Regions from separate parts of the Homo sapiens genome. Here regions 1, 3, 4, 5 and 6 are each linked to region 2. A link is a contact called in ENCODE Hi-C or POLR2A ChIA-PET data. All regions are on one chromosome and are shown on one strand. The core of a region is the stretch at or near the end of the contact, and the rest is flanking DNA. Distances in the headings are between cores, read along the strand shown.

What was found. Hi-C counts contacts between places; a loop is a spot of excess contacts on that map. ChIA-PET counts read pairs that join two places held with the same protein, here RNA polymerase II (POLR2A). Pooled maps may share reads with other maps.
Region 1: a map of naive thymus-derived CD4-positive, alpha-beta T cell shows a loop between it and region 2 (10-fold over the local background). The contact joins the promoter of INAFM2 here to the promoter of INO80 in region 2. A Hi-C loop is called at or near these places in 1 of 168 maps with a recorded cell type or tissue (naive thymus-derived CD4-positive, alpha-beta T cell) and 7 of 50 pooled maps. POLR2A ChIA-PET finds 5 or more read pairs at or near these places in 1 of 52 experiments (activated CD4-positive, alpha-beta T cell).
Region 3: a map of B cell shows a loop between it and region 2 (23-fold over the local background). The contact joins the promoter of KNL1 here to the promoter of INO80 in region 2. A Hi-C loop is called at or near these places in 7 of 168 maps with a recorded cell type or tissue (B cell, CD4-positive, alpha-beta T cell, CD4-positive, alpha-beta memory T cell and 4 more), 3 of 37 single-sample maps with no recorded cell type and 19 of 50 pooled maps. POLR2A ChIA-PET finds 5 or more read pairs at or near these places in 4 of 52 experiments (activated CD4-positive, alpha-beta T cell, activated CD8-positive, alpha-beta memory T cell and activated T-cell).
Region 4: a loop to region 2 is called in a map of naive thymus-derived CD4-positive, alpha-beta T cell, with 22 times the contacts of the local background. The contact joins the promoter of MGA here to the promoter of INO80 in region 2. A Hi-C loop is called at or near these places in 1 of 168 maps with a recorded cell type or tissue (naive thymus-derived CD4-positive, alpha-beta T cell), 2 of 37 single-sample maps with no recorded cell type and 14 of 50 pooled maps. POLR2A ChIA-PET finds 5 or more read pairs at or near these places in 1 of 52 experiments (GM12878).
Region 5: a loop to region 2 is called in a map of B cell, with 10 times the contacts of the local background. The contact joins the promoter of MAPKBP1 here to the promoter of INO80 in region 2. A Hi-C loop is called at or near these places in 1 of 168 maps with a recorded cell type or tissue (B cell), 2 of 37 single-sample maps with no recorded cell type and 9 of 50 pooled maps. POLR2A ChIA-PET finds 5 or more read pairs at or near these places in 1 of 52 experiments (HepG2).
Region 6: a pooled map shows a loop between it and region 2 (11-fold over the local background). The contact joins the promoter of BAHD1 here to the promoter of INO80 in region 2. A Hi-C loop is called at or near these places in 8 of 50 pooled maps. POLR2A ChIA-PET finds 5 or more read pairs at or near these places in 2 of 52 experiments (WTC11 and activated CD4-positive, alpha-beta T cell).

Annotation. Positions count from the first base shown.
Region 1 is chr15:40,322,272-40,325,223 of GRCh38, forward strand. It overlaps INAFM2 (InaF motif containing 2), which reads left to right and starts at 1,421. Exons shown (of 1, transcript NM_001301268.2): 1 at 1,421-2,952. The coding sequence starts at 1,785. The coding sequence ends at 2,246. LOC112268152 (a long non-coding RNA gene) reads right to left here and starts at 1,372. Exons shown (of 3, transcript XR_002957721.2): 1 at 972-1,372. RefSeq lists silencers at 1,109-1,478, 1,809-1,888, 1,899-2,128.
Region 2 is chr15:41,114,999-41,117,823 of GRCh38, forward strand. INO80 (INO80 complex ATPase subunit) reads right to left here and starts at 1,282. Exons shown (of 36, transcript NM_017553.3): 1 at 975-1,282. RefSeq lists enhancers at 144-924, 550-599, 680-729, 780-859, 925-1,704 and 2 more and a silencer at 960-1,229.
Region 3 is chr15:40,592,998-40,595,891 of GRCh38, forward strand. KNL1 (kinetochore scaffold 1) reads left to right here and starts at 1,252. Exons shown (of 26, transcript NM_144508.5): 1 at 1,252-1,395. It overlaps TRS-GCT4-2 (tRNA-Ser (anticodon GCT) 4-2), which reads right to left and starts at 909; the gene lies at 828-909. RefSeq lists a silencer at 802-851 and enhancers at 972-1,191, 1,412-1,731.
Region 4 is chr15:41,658,757-41,661,800 of GRCh38, forward strand. It overlaps MGA (MAX dimerization protein MGA), which reads left to right and starts at 1,649. Exons shown (of 24, transcript NM_001400225.1): 1 at 1,649-1,769.
Region 5 is chr15:41,772,719-41,775,733 of GRCh38, forward strand. MAPKBP1 (mitogen-activated protein kinase binding protein 1) reads left to right here and starts at 1,766. Exons shown (of 31, transcript NM_014994.3): 1 at 1,766-1,892; 2 at 2,449-2,671. The coding sequence starts at 2,558. RefSeq lists an enhancer at 1,213-1,262.
Region 6 is chr15:40,439,493-40,442,225 of GRCh38, forward strand. It overlaps BAHD1 (bromo adjacent homology domain containing 1), which reads left to right and starts at 1,461. Exons shown (of 7, transcript NM_014952.5): 1 at 1,461-1,776. RefSeq lists enhancers at 167-704, 1,510-2,011, 2,012-2,511 and silencers at 1,167-1,836, 1,263-1,448, 1,897-1,956, 2,677-2,733.

The DNA.
Region 1 (2,952 bases), core at 171-2,670, 790 kb before region 2:
GGGGGGTCCTCTGGAAGCCAAAGATTCCTGGAGGAGGGGGGGAAGTGAGAAGGGCAGAGGGGATCCTGCCCCACAGGGTAGAAGCCAGGTCAGGCTCACACTTGCAGGGGCTTGAGGGAGGGTTCACCCACAGAACCCCATCAGAACCACAGTTCTGTTCCCCAACACACGCCCAGACAAGTCTCCCTCACTCATTCAGACACCCAGGCAGTCCATATGCCCAGTTCTGGGAACACAGGAAGTAGCATCCAAGGAGGAGGGAACCAGAATTCTGGAAAGCCTTATAGAGAGGGAATGGGGAGGAGAGAAGGCAGGGAGAGCAGAGAGCGGAAGGAGGGGGAGGGCACAAGTAAAGCCGCAAGGGAGAGTCTGAGCATGAAGGGTTGTTAGCACCTAGGGGGTCCAAAGACCAGGCACAGAGCCCACTGCCTGGCGCCTGGCCTGGAGCCAAAGAAGACAAACCTCACATGGGAAAGTGGGGAGGGGACAACCGCCCAAGCCTTGAGGTCTGGAGGGGATCTGAGAGTGAAAACGCTCTAGGAGTCCTGAGAGTTAAACTCCTCAGGTTCAGTGCAGCTCCTTGGGTCCAAATCCAGGCCAAAACCAGGAATTGGAAGACCCAAAAAGCGGGACCAGCGACCTGCGGCGAACTTTGGGACTAAGGTGGCAAGCGAGTCTGGAGAACAGCTCAGTCCGTGGCTCTGTCCCGGAGGCTCAGGGTTGGCGGGGTGAGGCGGGCTGGGGTACGCAATTGCGACGACTTCAGTAGAGCTCCGAAGCCCAGCCTGGACTGGGTGGAAGGAACACAACCAGCTGCGGCCCCAGTGAGCGCTCCAGGTGCCAGAACCGCCTACCCCTGGCGTCAACCAGGTTCTTTAGCTGTGAATGGGCCTGGGAGACCCACCCAGGGGGTACGCGGTGCGGGGAGCAAGCTGAGAGCTGGAACGTGGTATCTTCCCTATCCCTCTTACCGTCCCCTCCCAGAGGATAAACCTAGGCCTGGAGTCCGAAGCCCAGGCTGCTATTCCACCTGTCACTTCGGAGCCTCGGGGCGGAGCGGGGAGGCGCCAGAGTTGACAGCTCGCGCTCCGACCGCCCCCTTCTAGCTCCGCACTCCGCCTCGCACAACGCCGTTCCCCCTTTTAAAGAAGTGCCCGGGGCTCCACTCTACGCCGCGCCAGCCCACCAGGGGTCGCGGTGACGTCGCCCGTTTAAGAGCCAGCCTCCCTTAACTCTCTCTTAACGGGGCGTCCCGGCGGGGCTCGCGGCTCCCGGCAGCCGCCGCCTCCCCTCGCGGCACTTCCGGACCCCGGCGTCGCCCTTTTAAGGGGCAGCCCCCAGCAGCGCTCTCCCCGCCCCCTGTTGCCGGCGCGCGAGGCGGGGGAGCCGGGCTGGAGCGGAGCGCGCGGTCCGCGCGGCCACTGGAGACCAGGCGGCCGGCGGCCGGGCAGGCGGCGGCGGAGCGCGCGGCGGCGTGGCGGCGGATGGGGACGCGGAGCCGGGCGGCTGTGGCGGCTGTGGCGGCTGTGGCTGTGGCGGCGGCGGGGAAGCAGCTGACGGGCCGGCGGCGGCGGCGGCGCTGGCGGCGGTGACTGGTCCAGGCCCCGGCGGCGGCTGCAGCAACGCGGTGGCGGGCTGCGGGCGGGCGGCGTGAGGAGCGGCGGCGGAGCGCGGGGCCGCCGGGAACCGAGGGCGCCGGGCCGCCCCCTGCCCAGTCCTTGCAGGCCGCCAGGCCCCCTCCAGCCGGGGCCGTGGAGCACCGGGGCAAAGGCCGGGGCCCCCCCATGAAGGAGCGCGACGCGGCCCCGGCCGAGCGGGGCAAGCCGGCCACCTACACCGGGGACAAGAAGGCGAAGATGGCGGCCAAGACCAACAAGAAGTGGGTCCGGCTCGCCACCGTGTTCGCCTACGTGCTCTCCGTGTCGCTGGCCGCCATCGTGCTCGCCGTCTACTACAGCCTCATCTGGCAGCCGGTGGGCGCCGGGACCTCGGGGGGAGCCGCTGGCCCGCCCCCCGGCGGCTCCAACGCCACTGGCCCGTCTGGGACTTCGGGGGCGGCGGCGGCGGGGCCCAACACCACTGGGTCGTCCCGCCGCGAGGCGCCGCGCGACGTTCCCCCACTGCAGGCGGCGCGACCGGCGCCTCCGGAGCCCCCTGCGGACAGCCCCCCGGCCGGGCCGCTCGAGCGGCCTCGGGGGCCGGACGAGGACGAAGAGGAAACGGCGGCGGCGCCCGGGAGTCGTTGAAGCCCTCCGCGCTGGGGGCCGCCGGGAACCATTCTCCCCAAGCCCAGAGGCAGGACTTCGCAGCAGGATGGGGTGGAGAGCCCGCGGGAGTGACCCCCACGAGAGTGAACGCCCCTCACACTCCCACCATCGCCGGCTGGCCCCGGAGCGGGAGGCCCGCAGCCAGATCTTCAGCCAAGGGACCACGATTCGCCGGGGGGCTGGGGGTTTGCTGCCCAGGACCGTGCTGCACCAGGGCCCTGAGCCGTAGGGGGATGGGGGGAGGGGTGGGGAGATCCCGGCACCAAACCCTTCTGCGCCGCTCGCTCTGGTGTATCCTACATGCAGGGGTGACTGGGGCTTTCCCCCAAGACTCAGGGGAAGGATGGAGCTGTAGGGGCTCTTTTTAAGTAAGCTGAAGCTCTCGAAAGGAGGAGGGCACCAAAAGTAGTGGAGCTCAGGTACGTCAACCTAGTTGCAGTGGCCAGAGATGCATTAAATTTCTAGATCCCTGTATATAGTTGTTGACATATGCACTAGAAGCTATAATCACATAGAATTCTATGTATATCCTCCCACACCCTGGGTAGCTACTGACTGAAGGGGTCAAGCAAGGGCTATTTGCTGTCCCCCAAAAAGTACACCTGGCCAGAAGGGCACAAACACGGCTTCTTAAATCACTCACTTTCTCCTGTTCCCCTCCTGTTTCTGAAATATAAGTTTATGA
Region 2 (2,825 bases), core at 32-2,531:
CTTTAGAAAGCGGAATTTTTTGGTATTTGAATCATATTTCAATAAAGCTATTATTTAATTTAAGTTGCCACTGAAAAGCCACAATAATTTTGTTGTGGAGGAAATAATGAAAGTCACTGACTGGAAAAGTAACCTGTGACGTTAGCCAGGTCAACCTCCAAATTCCTTCCCCCATTTCTAACAAGTACATCAAACTAGAGACAGTGTGTGAATCAAAGAATTCCAGGCACAGTTGGCTGTTAACTAGAATAGTAAGTGGCTGCCTAGGTTCTGTCATTCCTAAACTGTAGGGGGCTTCTAGCCTCGGAGATTACGGAAGTAGTACTTTCCATTAGCGAGCTCAAGAAGGAATGTCAAAATAGGATGACACTTTCCTAGTCGCTATGTAAAAACCTAAAAAACCAGAAGAGGTGTCATCTAGACACTCCCAAGTCTATGCAGGTGTCAGCCTGCCCCCACCCAACACCAGCCAGCAGCGTGCACCATTCAACCGTATCTCAACTTGCCCCTTACAAAATGACACACTAACAAGCCCTTAGATCTCATTTGTTTAAAATGACAGATACACAACCTTCACGGGGTTCCCACTCAAGGCCTTCCAGCCTCCGCCCTGCCCCTGCCCACCCCCAAACCTACACACGTGTTAGCCCGACACCGCCCCACCGGGTCCCACGTGCACCTGGTCTAACACACTCCCCACGTGTGGGCGCCCCACGGGCTTCCTCAGGTGGCTGAGGTCACCGCATGACCCCGGGTCTCCAGAGATATGAAACGGGAAGGACAAGGCCCTAGTCCCTGAGGTCCCAACCCTGCGGGGAGTGTCCACACCCATCCTCCATACTAACCCCAACAAATCCAAGGGCCGGGGGCGACGGCCCCTTTAAGACGCGGCCCAGTTGTCGCCCGCAGAGAGGGGCGCAACAAGACCTACACAACCCCCACTCCGTTCGCCCGCCCACGTCTAGTTGCCTCACCTCGGGCCGCCTGGCCCCGCCGCCGCGACGGCGGCGGAGGGGGGGCGGGGTGCGGGCGGGGTCCGGAGGGGGGGGTCGCCCCGCCGACGGTGGAGCCGCGGTTCGCTCTCTGAGGCCGTGGGACGGTGACTGCGTTGGGCGTGGACGCTCCTAGCTCGCTCCCTCCGCGGCTCCTGGGACCCCAAGATGGCGGCGGCGCTGAGGCGGCTGCGGGCGCTGGGCCGGCGGCGGCGGCGGCCACTTTCACTCACTGAGAGGAGCGGAGCAGGGACACGGGGAGCCATGGCGGGGGGGAGGAGAGGCGCCATAGCCAGGCCAGAACAATCGAGCCGCTACACGGGTGGCTTACCCCCACCCCGCCCACACTCACTGCTCGTCGCCTGCCCGTGGCCACCCGTAGTGCCGCTGCCGTCGGCCTCGCGCAGCTCGCACCCCGCCGCTGCCACCTGACGCCCCGTGCGAACCGGGGTTCGAGGGGAGACCCTGATCCATGCCATCTGAGTACAGATTAGTCGGGACTGGGACTGGCGAAGATTGCCGAAAGGCGGCGGGGAGGAGGAGGAGGATGTCATCGCTACAGTGAGCAAGCAGATCTCGCAGGAGAAAATGTCGCGAGAGCTTTCCAGGCCCGCAACCGCCGATGCAAGGTTACTTTTCCCGGAAGTAACGTCAATCGAAACCGCCCGGGATCCTGGGATATTTGTTCCCGCAGGCTAGAGGTGGGAAGGTGCAGCCAAGTTGATAAGATCTCTTTAGGGGAAGGAGAGGCTCGCAGCTGGTATTTTGTTACTAGTTTCTGACCCCTTTGGATGGGGTTGTAGATTGTCGGGGAAGTGCCTGGTGTGTAGTTCGACTACTATACAGTAATTAGTTTGGGGCTCCCATTTAGACTCTGGGAGCAAGAACGCTATAGGTTGGGTAGGACAGCATAGTTAGATAAGATGTCTACGTGAAGGTTGTGGGATACAAGGACTTGGGAACACGCAGACCTGTTATCGGAAATGCCAGCCTGTTCTCACATCCACACAGTGTGCCTCTGAAAAGCGAATAATTGCTTTTACCTGTGCCAATTCTACAATTTGAGTCCACTGCCACCCACATTTACTAAACTTGGGGTCTCGCTATGTTGCCCAGTCTACTGGGCTGGTTCCCAGTCTCCTGGCCTGAAGTGATCCTCCTGCCTGGAAGGATCACCTCAGGCCAAACGTCTCAGAGCAGTCCATTAGACTGGTCAACATAGCGAGACCCCGTCTCTACAAAAAAGACAACATAATAAATGTAATCGACCCAACTACCAGGATGTGTGGTGAGAATTGCCTAGGGTAAGGCCTAGGTGTAGATAAGAATTAGAACTTACTGAAAGTTAAATATGCTGTTAATTCAGTTCCTTTGGGTCTCATTCTTTAATCCATTTTAACCTGGCCCTTAGCATTTAACTAAAAAGTACTTTATTAAGGTCATCAAGTAGCCTTCTTGTGCTGAGTTAACTGACCTTTAAAAAGTTAAATTTGTGTCAGGGTGCAGTGCCACACGCCTGTAATCCCAGCACTTTGGGAGGTCAGGTGGTCGAATCACCTGAGGTCAGGAGCTCGAGACCAGCCTGACCAATATGGTGAAACCCCATCTCTACTAAAAATACAAAAATTAGCCGGGCGTGGTGGCGGGTGCCTGTAGTCCAGCTACTTGGGAGCCTGAGGCAGGAGAATCGCTTGAACCTGGGAGGCGGAGGTTACAGTGAACCGAGATCGCACCATTGCACTCCAGCCTGGGCAGCAAGAGCGAAATTCCGTATCAAAAAGAAAAAAAAAAAAATCCATCTCAAAAAGAAAAAAAAAAAGTTACATTTGCAAG
Region 3 (2,894 bases), core at 2-2,501, 520 kb before region 2:
ATGGTGCAATGCAGACAGCCTTGTGGAGGAGACAATCTGTAAACCATGACTGCAAAAGATTGATAAATACTGATTATTAATCTACAGCACAGTGTAGGATTGATAAATACTAATTATTAATCTACAGCACAGATTAGAAGGGTGATTAAGCCAGCGTCTAGTAGATTTGGGTTACACTCTCCTTTCTTCAATTTAGAAGCTGTATAACCTCGGGCAAGCTAATCTTTCAGTCTCCTCATCTGTAAAATGGAGTAATAAAAATATTTGTCATGATCAAGGGTTATAGTGATGTAATTCATGTAAAACATGTGGTGCCTGTAGATAATAAATACCGGATAAAGTGTCTCATGGTAGCTTTTGAAGTGAAACCTGGTATCTCATAATCAGGACAGGTGTTAAAAACCCCAGAGTAACAGTCTACAATAATTGAAACTCCTCAGTTAGGAGCTGTGTTAAAGTTGGAACAGAGCAGCATTGGAACATATGGGATGGTAATAATTGTGGAATTCTATTCACTGTTGTTAACTCCATATAAAAAGAAATTAAATCCAGCATGATTTCTGATTCCTGGAAAGTCTCTTTCCCTCCCTTTTCTTTATCTGTGATGTCAGAACGTTCCAAATACTGTATTTCAACATTTCAGGCCTGAAACTGATGGTGCCAGATTAATTGAGTAATAAATAATAAGTATTCAAGTTTTTCCGCTCTGCAAATTTACTTTGGTTATTAAAAAATTTATTCTGCTCTGCAAATTTACTTTGGTTATTAAAAAATTTATTCTGCTCTGCAAATTTACTTTGGTTACAAGCAAAAGTAAGCCACCACATCGACGAGGATGGGATTCGAACCCACGCGTGCAGAGCACAATGGATTAGCAGTCCATCGCCTTAACCACTCGGCCACCTCGTCCCGGTAAGTTACTGTTTCCTGATTGCTATAGGGAGTAATATCAAGGGGCTGTGACGCAATGTTATGGAAGCCGCCATTTTGTACGGAAGCCAAAGTCCAATCACTTCCATAGCAAGCAATCGAAAGAAGATGGCCGCTCCCACGATTGTGGGGGAGGTCTCCACTGGGGAGGGGCAGAGGAAATTCGGTCGAAAAAGAGATAAAGCTGAAGGAAATAAAATTGGCACGGAGTCTGGGAAAGTAGTTTCCCTAAAGGAGTCTTAGAAATAGGGTTGGTCTGGAACCTAAGGGGCGGAGCCGACGCGTAGAGCCGCTTTGCGCGTGCGCATCACCTAGGCGGTTAGATTTGAATACTTCACTGAGGCGAGCCGGGCGTTGTGAGCGGACTGCTAGAGGCGGCTGTCTGTTTCCGCTCTAAGGAAACTCAGAGCGTGTGGACCCCAAACAAGTCTGCGCAAAATTTGTCGAGGAGGTTTGCCGCGGCAGGTAAAGAGAATGACTCTTTCGTTCTGGGCTTCAGGGAAGGCTTCGGGTTTTGTCTGGGCGCCCTGAAGTTCCTGCGGTGGGAGGTAGGGTACGCTCCCTCAGCCTGGCGGCCTCCGTTAGCGCCGGGCCGAGTAGACGCCCCTGCCCCGGGCCGGGCACACTGTGCCCTTTTTCCCCTCCTCGGCCTGTACGTTGTGCCGCCTCCCGCTTCCCTAACACTTCTCCGCCTGCACCTCGGCCCCTCCGGCCACCCGGCTCGGGTTGCTTGTCCGTCGCTCTCTTGGCGTCCTCTTCCGCCCCGCCCTGCCGTCCTCTGTCAGGGCTCGCGGACTCTTCTTGCACCCCTGCCGCTCTTCCCTAGGGACCTCTCGGCTGTTTGTATTTCTCACTTAAGCTTTTTTTGGCTCTAAATGAAGTGACAGCAATGAGTGATTTTAAAATTCTCAGCTCTTCGTGGTTTAAGGTGTCTGCTCGGAGTGCTGGCCGCACGTAACAGATTTTTCGTTTTCTGCAAGTATAATAACCTTAACAAATGAAGTCAATATTAGTACTGCGCAAATTAGTTTTTAAAAATCCTCTTCTGTTCATTATTCCTCAGGATTTAAGCCCTTATTCTTCACGTTTATTTAAATACTCAAGTTTGAGGGAGGAAAAAGTATTGCCGATTGGAATTTTACAGATAGGTTTAATAGGCATTAACAGATAAAGGATGTGGATGAAGACCAAAGCAGAAGCTTATTCCAGTCTAGATATTAAAATTGATGTTTTCACTTCCGTCGAATCCTGTAGATATTTATTGGGTTCCTTATCCTGTGATAGGGCCGGGGACAGATGATTCCCAAACCTAGAGGGGTTTACAAAGGGAAATAACTAATATACACAAATAACTAGAATACAAGACAGAATGTAAAAGATTATAGGACATTCTAAAGTGGTGTGGGAGCACGGAAAAGGGAGAGCTTATTTGATGCTTTTGGTGATGGATTTGTGGAGAAGACCGCATTTGAGGTGGACGTTGGTTGGAGAGATGATTTACAGATGGGAGTTAATATGTGGTAAAATTTTGGTAATTAAAGGTTAGGGTCAAAGCAGTATAATTCTTGACTTTGCGAATGGCTGGAAATCTTTACAAGATGATAAATACATGTAAATTGAATTAAAATGTTTGGAATGGTAGTATTAATGATGTGTTCGATGTTAAATAATAGACTGTAAAAGATACTGACTCTAGATATTGCCAGTAAAGCAGTGCTGTCCAACAGGGCTTCCTGTGAAAATGGTAATGTTTTATATGTGCACTCCAACATACTACCCATTAGCGACATGGGACTATGGAGCACTTGAAATGTCATTATTGTGACCAAAGAACTGATTATTAAATTTTATTTTATTTTCATTAATTTAAATGTAAATAACTACTATATTGGACAGCACAGGTCTAGAGTCTCTGTCATTTCACTCTTATCCTCCTACAATCCCGGAAAATACTAACTCTAGAT
Region 4 (3,044 bases), core at 399-2,898, 540 kb after region 2:
CTGGTGTAGGGAAGGAGTACCAAAAGAGAATCTCCATTCCCCTTCTTCCCAAGTTGTCCTCACAGATCCCCCAGTTAGAGAGATCATTTGGGTTAACTTGTCTCTTTGGGGATGCATGGTTGTTAACCAGTCATTCACACCTTATGATCATATATTTTAATGCTAAATCAACATAAATTTACTTCTTCCCCAGAAAATGGAAAATTTTTATGAGGAAACCTCAGATCCTTGAGAGGAAGGCATTCTTGGTAAGGTGGGAGATTCTGACAGGGCAGCTTGTAGGAAAGAAGTTCTTGGGTTCAGGGAAGAGGAGGAAGGTGTTAAACTGTTACTTTTCAATTTTGCCTAGGATCTTGAATGCTCTTGCTGACCGTGCCTGACTTGGGGTTTCAGAATGCCTTCAGAAGTCTCTAAAGTAGCCTACACGTTTTCTAGTTCAGACTATTCCAGCAGTTTCTGTCAATGTTGTTGTATATCTCCTCAGGAAGAGCAAAGTGTAGAGAAATATGACCTTCCTAAGTAAAAAGTAGGTCAGATCAGTAGTGTTGGATAAGCCTCCTTCTGTTGACTCCTTCCTTAGTCTTCTCATTCTCCTTCATAGTGTTTTGTATTGTCACATAGCATGTCACGTAGTAGGTTCTCAGTGCTTGCTAATTCTTATCAAAGAAGGCAGTTTTGGATCATTGACCACAAAATCTGCTCTCCTACTCCCTACTTCTTTTTTGCCTTTTAAGAAACTACGCTTCCTTTTTACTGGTGTCAGGAGCACAGAAGAAAGAACAGCTGGTAAGGAGTAGAGAAGGAGAAAGAAAACTACTTTTTGAAGGTTAGGAGAAATACTGTCCATTGATTTACTTCAGCAACTGCCTGACACATAATAGATATTCACTAATACTTTCTTTGCACCTCATAGCTTAAATGTCTTGAAGAAACAAAAATTGAATGCACAGGATCAAGGCACTAAAGCTTAGATAACACACTCCTGCATCGTTTCCCTGTTTTATCAAGATATCTTTCATCTTTATATCCGGCAATTTAGTGGCAACTCTTCGCTTTCCAACTGCGCACTGAGTCTTTCGGTCTCCTCCCCATTTTCCTAGTCGTCTTCGGTTGTGGATGTTGTAAACTCGACCATCCGTCTCTCAAGGTCTTTGGCTTCAAGGTTTCCCAATGCTCTGGAGCTGTCCAAGCCCCGGTACTCCGGGGTGGAAGACCTCAGATTCATTTGACGGGCTTGTGGAGGTTGGGGGTCTGCGGAGCCCCGTGTGGGTGGGGCTGGGCGCGGCCGGGGCGGAGCCGGCGAGGAGCCCTAGGGAAAGGGTGAAAGGCACAGTTGAGAAAGGCCCGCCGGGCATTGGTTTCACAGTTTCCACGAAGGCTTCGTGTGCAAGCCTGAGGAGTTTAGGTGCCTCCCTCCTGCCTCGCCTTTCTTGGTTCTAGAACCTTCAGTAGGCTTTTCTGGGTTGCAGGGACCCGGAAAAGCAGCGGCTTCCACTCGGGGGGCGGGTCCCAAGGGTCTTGCTGCTGCTCTGGGGCCGTTTGGACTCCTGGTGTTGGGGGAGGGGTCAGGGAGGTGCTGCTCGCGTCTCCTTTTGCGCCTGCGCGGCGGGCTCCGAGCGGGTAGGAGCGCGTGCGCGGTGACGTGGACGTCCGGTGCGCGCGCGCAGGCTCTTCAGCTGGAGCGGACACACGGTGTGCGAACCGAACAGAATAACCCGCCCCCAGCGGGATGTGAAGGACTCCGGGTGAGGCCGGCCACGCCCCGCACGGTAACTCTCGGGCCTGGGTGGAGGGCATCGCTTAGTACTGGCCCGATTGGAGTTTTTCGAGAGTTTGAAGCTCTTGTGTATTTGAACGGCGTGAGAAACGTTCCGCTGAGAGAGCTTCGCACGCCCTCGCCAGGCCGGGCCTTGCGCAGGGCCGCCTTTGGCGCGCCCCTGTGGTCCCTGAGCGAGGCTGCGCATGTCACCTCGCGCGCGTCCCCGGCCTCACTTCCGCGTCGCTCAGCTACCTAACTGGGAACATCGACGCCAGAGAGAGCGGCCACGAGGCGGGAGGGGTGAGAAGCGCCCATGGCTCGGCCCTGCCCTCGCGTGTGTGGGGTGCCGCTCCGCGTGGTACGGTCCGCGTGACGACTTCTCGCCCGGCGCCGGGCTCTAGGTCGAGAGCCACGCTTACGCGCTTTTCAGTTTAGAGCCTAGGTCTCGTGGTTCTAGAACTCCAAGGGAAACGGTGTCGGCGTCGCTTTTCTGAGAACTTGGCGCAGCGTTTTGACACCTGTGCAAACGTCTTTTCTAACAAGTAATTTCCGGCCAAATTGTTTGAGGCAGGACGTCAAGTTTAATAAAGGAGGGCGAGGAAGTGAGCTGTAGGAGTGGGGACTTGGTAAACAAAGGACCGGTGGTGTGTAAGTGCAGAAATGAGGGAGGGGAAAACAGGTGGGAAGAGCAGGTGTTATTTTCTTTATTCCTCTGTGGGGCAGCCTTTTACCTAGTTCTGTTTATGGGGTTTCCCGTTTCTGTTAAATGGTCAAGTAGGTCTCTGCCCTCAGTGCAAGGTATCTGGGACATTAACATCACCCCCCCACCGCCCCCCCAAAGCTCCAGTAGCCAAAGTTGAGGGATCTATGTGTCAGAAGAATATGGGGAAACTAGGGATCGTTTCAGACTGGGTCGGGAGTGCAAAAGTGGTAGTGTCTTGCTGTACAGATTTTTGCCTTGCCTTTCGAACCCTGGGAATGCCTTCTTTCTCTGGCCGGGGTGGAAGCAGGAACGGGTAAATGAGGTCTGAAAGGAGGGGTTACTGATGGCAGACCAACACGAGAAACCAAAGTGCACTCTTTTATTGGGAAGATAACTTTCCCAAGGTTCGCCTCGCCGGAGCAAACACGTGGATCATGAGAAGTCTCGAGCCCACCCGCGCGTGTTGTTGTAGAGCTTGCCAGGCTTATGCGGCTGAGTCCCTGGTTAACAACTGCTTGCTCTGTTCGTTCTTTTTGGGCACGATGCCGCGGCTAGGCTGCAGGGAAAGTGCCTGGGGGCGGC
Region 5 (3,015 bases), core at 516-3,015, 660 kb after region 2:
AGTTGTTTTTCATGAAAGAAATGACCAGTGATACTTTGTAAACCATTTATCTGGCCATGAGTGATCAGGTGAGAAAACCGTTAGCGGACACCAGAATGATCTGGAGAGGATTAGGGACGGCTCTTGTGGGCACATTTTTACTCTAGTTTCATGGGTGGAGATGGCATCTGCCGTGGTCTGCAGCATGCAAGTAAAGACACCAGGTGGCACCATTTATTAGCTTTCAATCCCATGGAGAGGTCCCATCATGTAACTACCAAGAGGTTGAAGGAACCAACTACCTCTTGCATATTGTAGCTAATGGTTCTTGCCTTCTTCTTCCAGACTTGGGAAATAAATTTGAAAATCGTATTTTCTGTTTCATAATATTTGCAGTGCATGGTTGAAGGGAAGAAGGCCACGTGCTATTGCCAGTTGGTCTCCAGGAGGTGACATCCATCATCTCCATGTCAACTTGTGAGCTTTACAAATCTAATTTTCAGTACGTGGCTACAGTATACACAAGAAAATATGTGCTTTGCCACTTGGCTCTAAAGGCTCACCGTTGTACACAAGCAATGAGTTTAGGGGTTCTTCCCTCTTGTTATCACATGTCATCTCCACAGGGTTTCAAAAGATCTGGATAGGGTGAGACAGACACACCAGTGTAGTACTCCCTTGGGTCCCTTGTCTTTGGCTTAGGCTTTTTCATAAGGTATAATAATTTGTTAGAGGTTCTTCCCTCTTGCAGACACATGTCATCTCCACAGGGATTCAAAAGATCTGGATAGGGTGAGACGGACACACCAGTGTACTATTCCCTTGGGACCCAAGTCTCTGGCTTAGGCTTTTTCATAAGGTGATTTCTTGTGGTAGTAGTCAAGTGGAGAATACTCAGGAAATACTATTTCATGTAACATTTCCGTGTATTCCCTCTGCCTCCCCCGACATGAGTTAGAAAACTACCCCTCGATCTAGTATCAGCAAGCTCGACAGTGACCTCAGCAAGGAACAGCCCTAGATAAAAGGATTCATAAGTAAATGGAATGAGGAAAAGATCTGGAGCAACAAAGTCCTGGTCAGCTTTAGGTGAGGAAGCACAATGGGATGTTGGAGGCTAAAGAAGCCATGAAACCTAAAGTATTATAACATAGCATATTCACTTCTCTTTCCCCCGCACGCCCAAAGCTCTGTTCAAGGCCACCCTTTCCCCTTTCATGATGACCAGGTTGCCCAGTGCAAAAATACTGTTCTTAGCTATTAAATTGCATTACTCAGAATAATCCTTTCCACGTTGAGTCTACGTGCCGGACTGGCTGCGAGCAGAAACTACTTCAGTCGCTTTAAATCTCAACACTTGTGGTCGCTGGGAGCAGAGCTTTTAGGCTGTAGCTCAGTCTTGTAATTCTGAGCTAGGAGTTTCAGCTACGGTCCCTCGGGCCTATCAGATGACAACCTTAACACCCTGGAGGCGTGGTTATCGTCTTGGGGCTCTGGGAAGTGCAGTTCCATGGGGGACCAGGCCTGATAATACCATAAAAGGCTTGGTTCTCTCAATTCTGAAGCCATGTTCTGTTGACCTTCCTCTAAAAGCGGTACCCGCAATTGTGCGGATTCCGTGGTTCCCTAGTCCCAAGCCGTCTGCTTCCTGGGCCCTTTCATTGGCTCCGCCCCCGTAAACCTTGCTCGTCCACTCTGGAAGCGCTCTCCTGACTACAGGCCGCGCCCCTCGCGTCGGCTCCGCCCACCCAGCCCGCGGCTTGGCCCAGGCGGTAGTTCGCGTTTTGAGCCGATCGTGCCACCATAGCTCCTGCTGCTGCCTCTACCGCTGCGGCTACCGCGGCGGAGCTGAAATTGCCGAACGCGATGCCCGAGGGCGCTGTGAGCGGGGTGGCCTTAGCTCGCCGAGGCTGGTGAGGCTGGGCCCGAACGGGGGCGCTGACGAGTAGCAGGGGCCTCAGAGGCGGGTGAAAGATAAAGGTCCAGAGCCGCTGTGGAGGGCGGAGAGCGAGCTCTGGAGGATAGGGAGTGGGGGAGGGAGGCTCCCGTGGCAGAACGAGTTGTGGGCTACGGCGAGCCCCGCCGCGTCCCCGCCGGCGCTAGCGCAGGTGTCCAGGCCTGCGGAAATCCCTGGTGGTCTCGGCGGCCTCCTCCCTTGGACACTACAGTTGCCATGGGAACAGTTGGGCATTAACGGGAACCAGATCGTCCACGAGACCAACTGGGGCCCATCCCATCCATCTCGCCAGTTAAACGCCTCTGGCGGGCGTGGGCCTGGCATTTCTTCGTGGCTTAGGATTTTCCCCCCCTTTTTCGTGAGCCTTTCCTTCCGACGTTGTAAGAAACTGTGCAGGGCTAGAAGGTGGGGATGAGGGAAATGGTGAGAGCAATACCCAGAGGTAAAAGCTGCAGACTTCGCTAGGCAGAAGGTAAGACACTGTGATACTAAGGTGGCTTCTGCCATCTCAGGTCAGTGAGAGGGCATACTGGGAAGCCCTCTGGAGTGGGAAGACAGTGCCGCTGTTGAGACAAGACCCAGGACTGGGCCGGGGACTGTCCCAAAGGGTTTCTCGTCATAATGGCTGTGGAAGGGTCAACCATTACCAGCCGGATCAAGAATCTGTTGAGATCTCCATCCATCAAACTGCGCAGGAGTAAGGCAGGAAACCGACGAGAGGACCTCAGCTCCAAGGTGAGTCCTGTTGGGATCCACCTCTTTCCAAACCCACCCTCTCCTGCTCCATGTTCCTCGTTAACCTTCCTGTTTCTTGGGAAAGATAACTAGAAGCCCTTGTTGACTCTAAAGGATCACATATGATCTCTGCAGGCAATGATTTGGTTTTAGGTTGAAGGAAAAAGAGCAGCAGGGGTGGGCATGCTGAGATTCATCCATGAGAAAAGGTGAATAGTAGGAAGACCACCTGGGTTCAATTGTGGCCTCACTATACACTAAGCATGTGCTTGGGAAGCCAGTTGATATGCTATGACTCAGTTTCCCTTCTTGGGAGAGGACAGTAGGAACACATACCTTGTGAA
Region 6 (2,733 bases), core at 211-2,710, 680 kb before region 2:
CCCTGGGCCACACTCCAAGGCTGGGTTTTCCTTGCTTGCCTGGGCAGCCTCAGCACTCTGGGTGCCTCTCTCTGCCCAAGGCGTTCCTGGGGCCCAGCCCCTCCCTGGGCTGCTCCAGCGCTCTGGTGACTTGACACTACCCTTTCTGCCGCTGCTCCTTTTACCTCCTAAAGCTCCCCTCCCCCGCCTGAATTGGGAATGAGGCTTTGTTCAGGGGTGAACTCAGCATTTCTCGAGAACCTACTGTGTGCATATCCCGGGCTTAGTGAAGTCCTAGGCGGGCTCTGGCACCACCAGGTGCCCAAGACACAGCTCCTTCCCGCACCTAACAGGGACTTCCCATCTCTCTCTGTGCCCTTAGCCTGCTGTGCCCACCCACCCCACTGACCCCGCGAGCGTGCTCGGGCTTGGGAGGGCACGTCTGTGGGGGTGAGAGACGGAGCCACAGCATTTGGTGACTAGGGGGAAGCCAGGTAAGTGTCTACACTTGGTTCTCCCGTAGCTTGGGGACGCGAGGGAGGGAGTCCAGCCGCTCCTGTCAGGCTGCCCGCCCCTTTCTCCCTCCCCCGGAGAGCTCTGATGTTCCCCGCGGTGGTGGAAGAGGGTGTGTGGGTGTCAAGGACTCACAGACCAGGCTCTGCTGTCAGCTGGAAATGGATGAGGGCTCCACACTCTGCTTCTGAAGAGGGTGAATTAGGAGCTGGGGTTGGGGGCGGTAGGTGAAGGGCAGAAAGAGGAAAAAGAGATGCGGGTGAGGGGTTACCGAGCCAGGACCGACCTTGCTGGAAAGGAAAGGAGACGTGGCAGGCAGGGAAGTCGGAAAGATGAGGCAAGGGCGGGAGGGGCTTCTCAGCAGTCGGGGCCCTTTTGCAGGAGTCTGGGGCCCTTTCTGCAGGAAAGGGGGGTTGTTCTCGCTTGATTTTCGGCTGGTCTTCCTGAAGCTTTGCCCTGGGGGCAGCAGCCTCCGGCGAGGATGGGGTGTTCCTCGGCCCGCAGTTTTCTCCAGCGCGTGCTGGGGAGGATTTGGGGGAAAGGGGATGCGGAGGGGTGATGGCCAGGGCGGGGGGAGATAAGATTTTTCCGGGGGGGCTAGCAGCTGGGAGATTGGGGTCGAGTCACCGTGGGATACGGGCTCAGGTTCTGAAGACGAAGAGAAAAATCCAAGAAGCCGGCAAAGAAAATCACCCCTTGCCACCACCCTTGGCACGGCACCCCTCCCCCAAGGCCCCACCACTCCCCGCACCGCCTCCCCCGGCCGCCTCGTGCTGCCCCCTGCGTTGGGACGACCGACCCACGGTTCTGATTGGTCAGAGACCGGGAGGGGGAGCCGAGGGCCGGATTGGCTGGCGGAGCCAGCGCAGGGCGGGGCGGCTGATTGGCGGAGCTGGCCGAGGGGCGCGCTGCTGATTGGCTGGGGACGAGGAAGCAGGAAGGAGGGCGGCGGAGGCTCCGCTCTCGGGGAGTTTGTGGGGGAACCGCGAGCGGCGTAGCGGATCCCGGAGCCCGGCCCCCGCCGCCCGCCCGTCCGGCTGCCTGCCCCGCCCGTCCGGCCCCCGCCGTCCGCCCGCCCCGGCCAGGCGCGCCCGCCCCCCCCGACGGCCCCGCCCGGCCGCGGTCCCCGCTCCGCCCGCCCGGCCCCGGCCCCCAGGAGGAGGCGCTGACGCAGCAGCGTGGAGCCCGGGAATTGAGCGCCCCCGGGGGGTTCCAGCCGCCGGATTCCAGCCCGGCCGGGGCCTGCGGGCGCCCAGAGCCGCGCCGTCCGCGCCGCCCGTTCTGGTGAGTCAGGGGCCGGGGTCGAGGAGGGGGAAGGGGCGAGCTGGAGGGAGGGAGCGAGCGAGGTAGGCAGAAGAGCGAAGGGGGAGAGCACCGGCCGCCCGTCAGCGCGCCCCACCGAGCGCGCCGCGCCACCGCCCCCGCCAGCCCGGGAAGGGACGGACGGACGGACGACGCGAAGCAGGTGCGGCCGCCCGCCCGCTCGCGCCACCTCCCTCCCCTGGGTCCGGCACCACGGTCCCGCCATCGGGGAACGCGGCGCGCCTCGAGGTGACAGCCCCCGGGGGCCGCCCGCCTTGCAGGCCGGGGGCGGGGTGGGTGGCGGCCGCAGGGTGGCAGCTCGGCCGGGCGGCGGCGGCGCGGGCGTCCCGAGCTGCGGAGGGCGGGAGGACGCCGGTCTTTCCTCGCCGCGGCGGAGCCGGCTCGCCTCCGAGTGCGCGGGCGGCGAGGCCCCCGCCGCGCCCCCTCCCCCATCGCGGTCCCCGAGGCAAGGGGCCGCGGCCGGGGGCGGCGCCGCGGGATCGCCCGCTCAGGGTGGGGGGCGCCCTCCCGCGCTGGGAGCTGACCGGTTATTGCTGGATGGGGGGCAGGGGATGAGGGCCGCGCCGGGCCGGGGGCGGCAGGGGGGAGTAGTGTAGACCCGACTCGATCGGGCTGAGAGGAAGGGAGGCGCCGAAGACGGAAGGGGACCGGTTCGAAAAGCGAGTGTGGGCCGCGGGAGGCCCTGCGGGGACCTTGCGGGGCGGCGGCCGAGTCCGAGGTGTGGCGGGGGGAATCGAAGTTGTCAGACCGCCTCCAAGTGACAGCGGGACCCTGTGCTCGCGGCCCGGCCTGGTCTTGCCCTGCTCGCTCCGCCGCCTCTCTTCTGGGGCTGGGGGCCGGGTCAGGTCGGGCCCGAGGGGCTCGCTTGGCGGTGAAGCGCCGGACAAAGGCGGCGCCGGAGCGGGCGCAGGTGGTGGC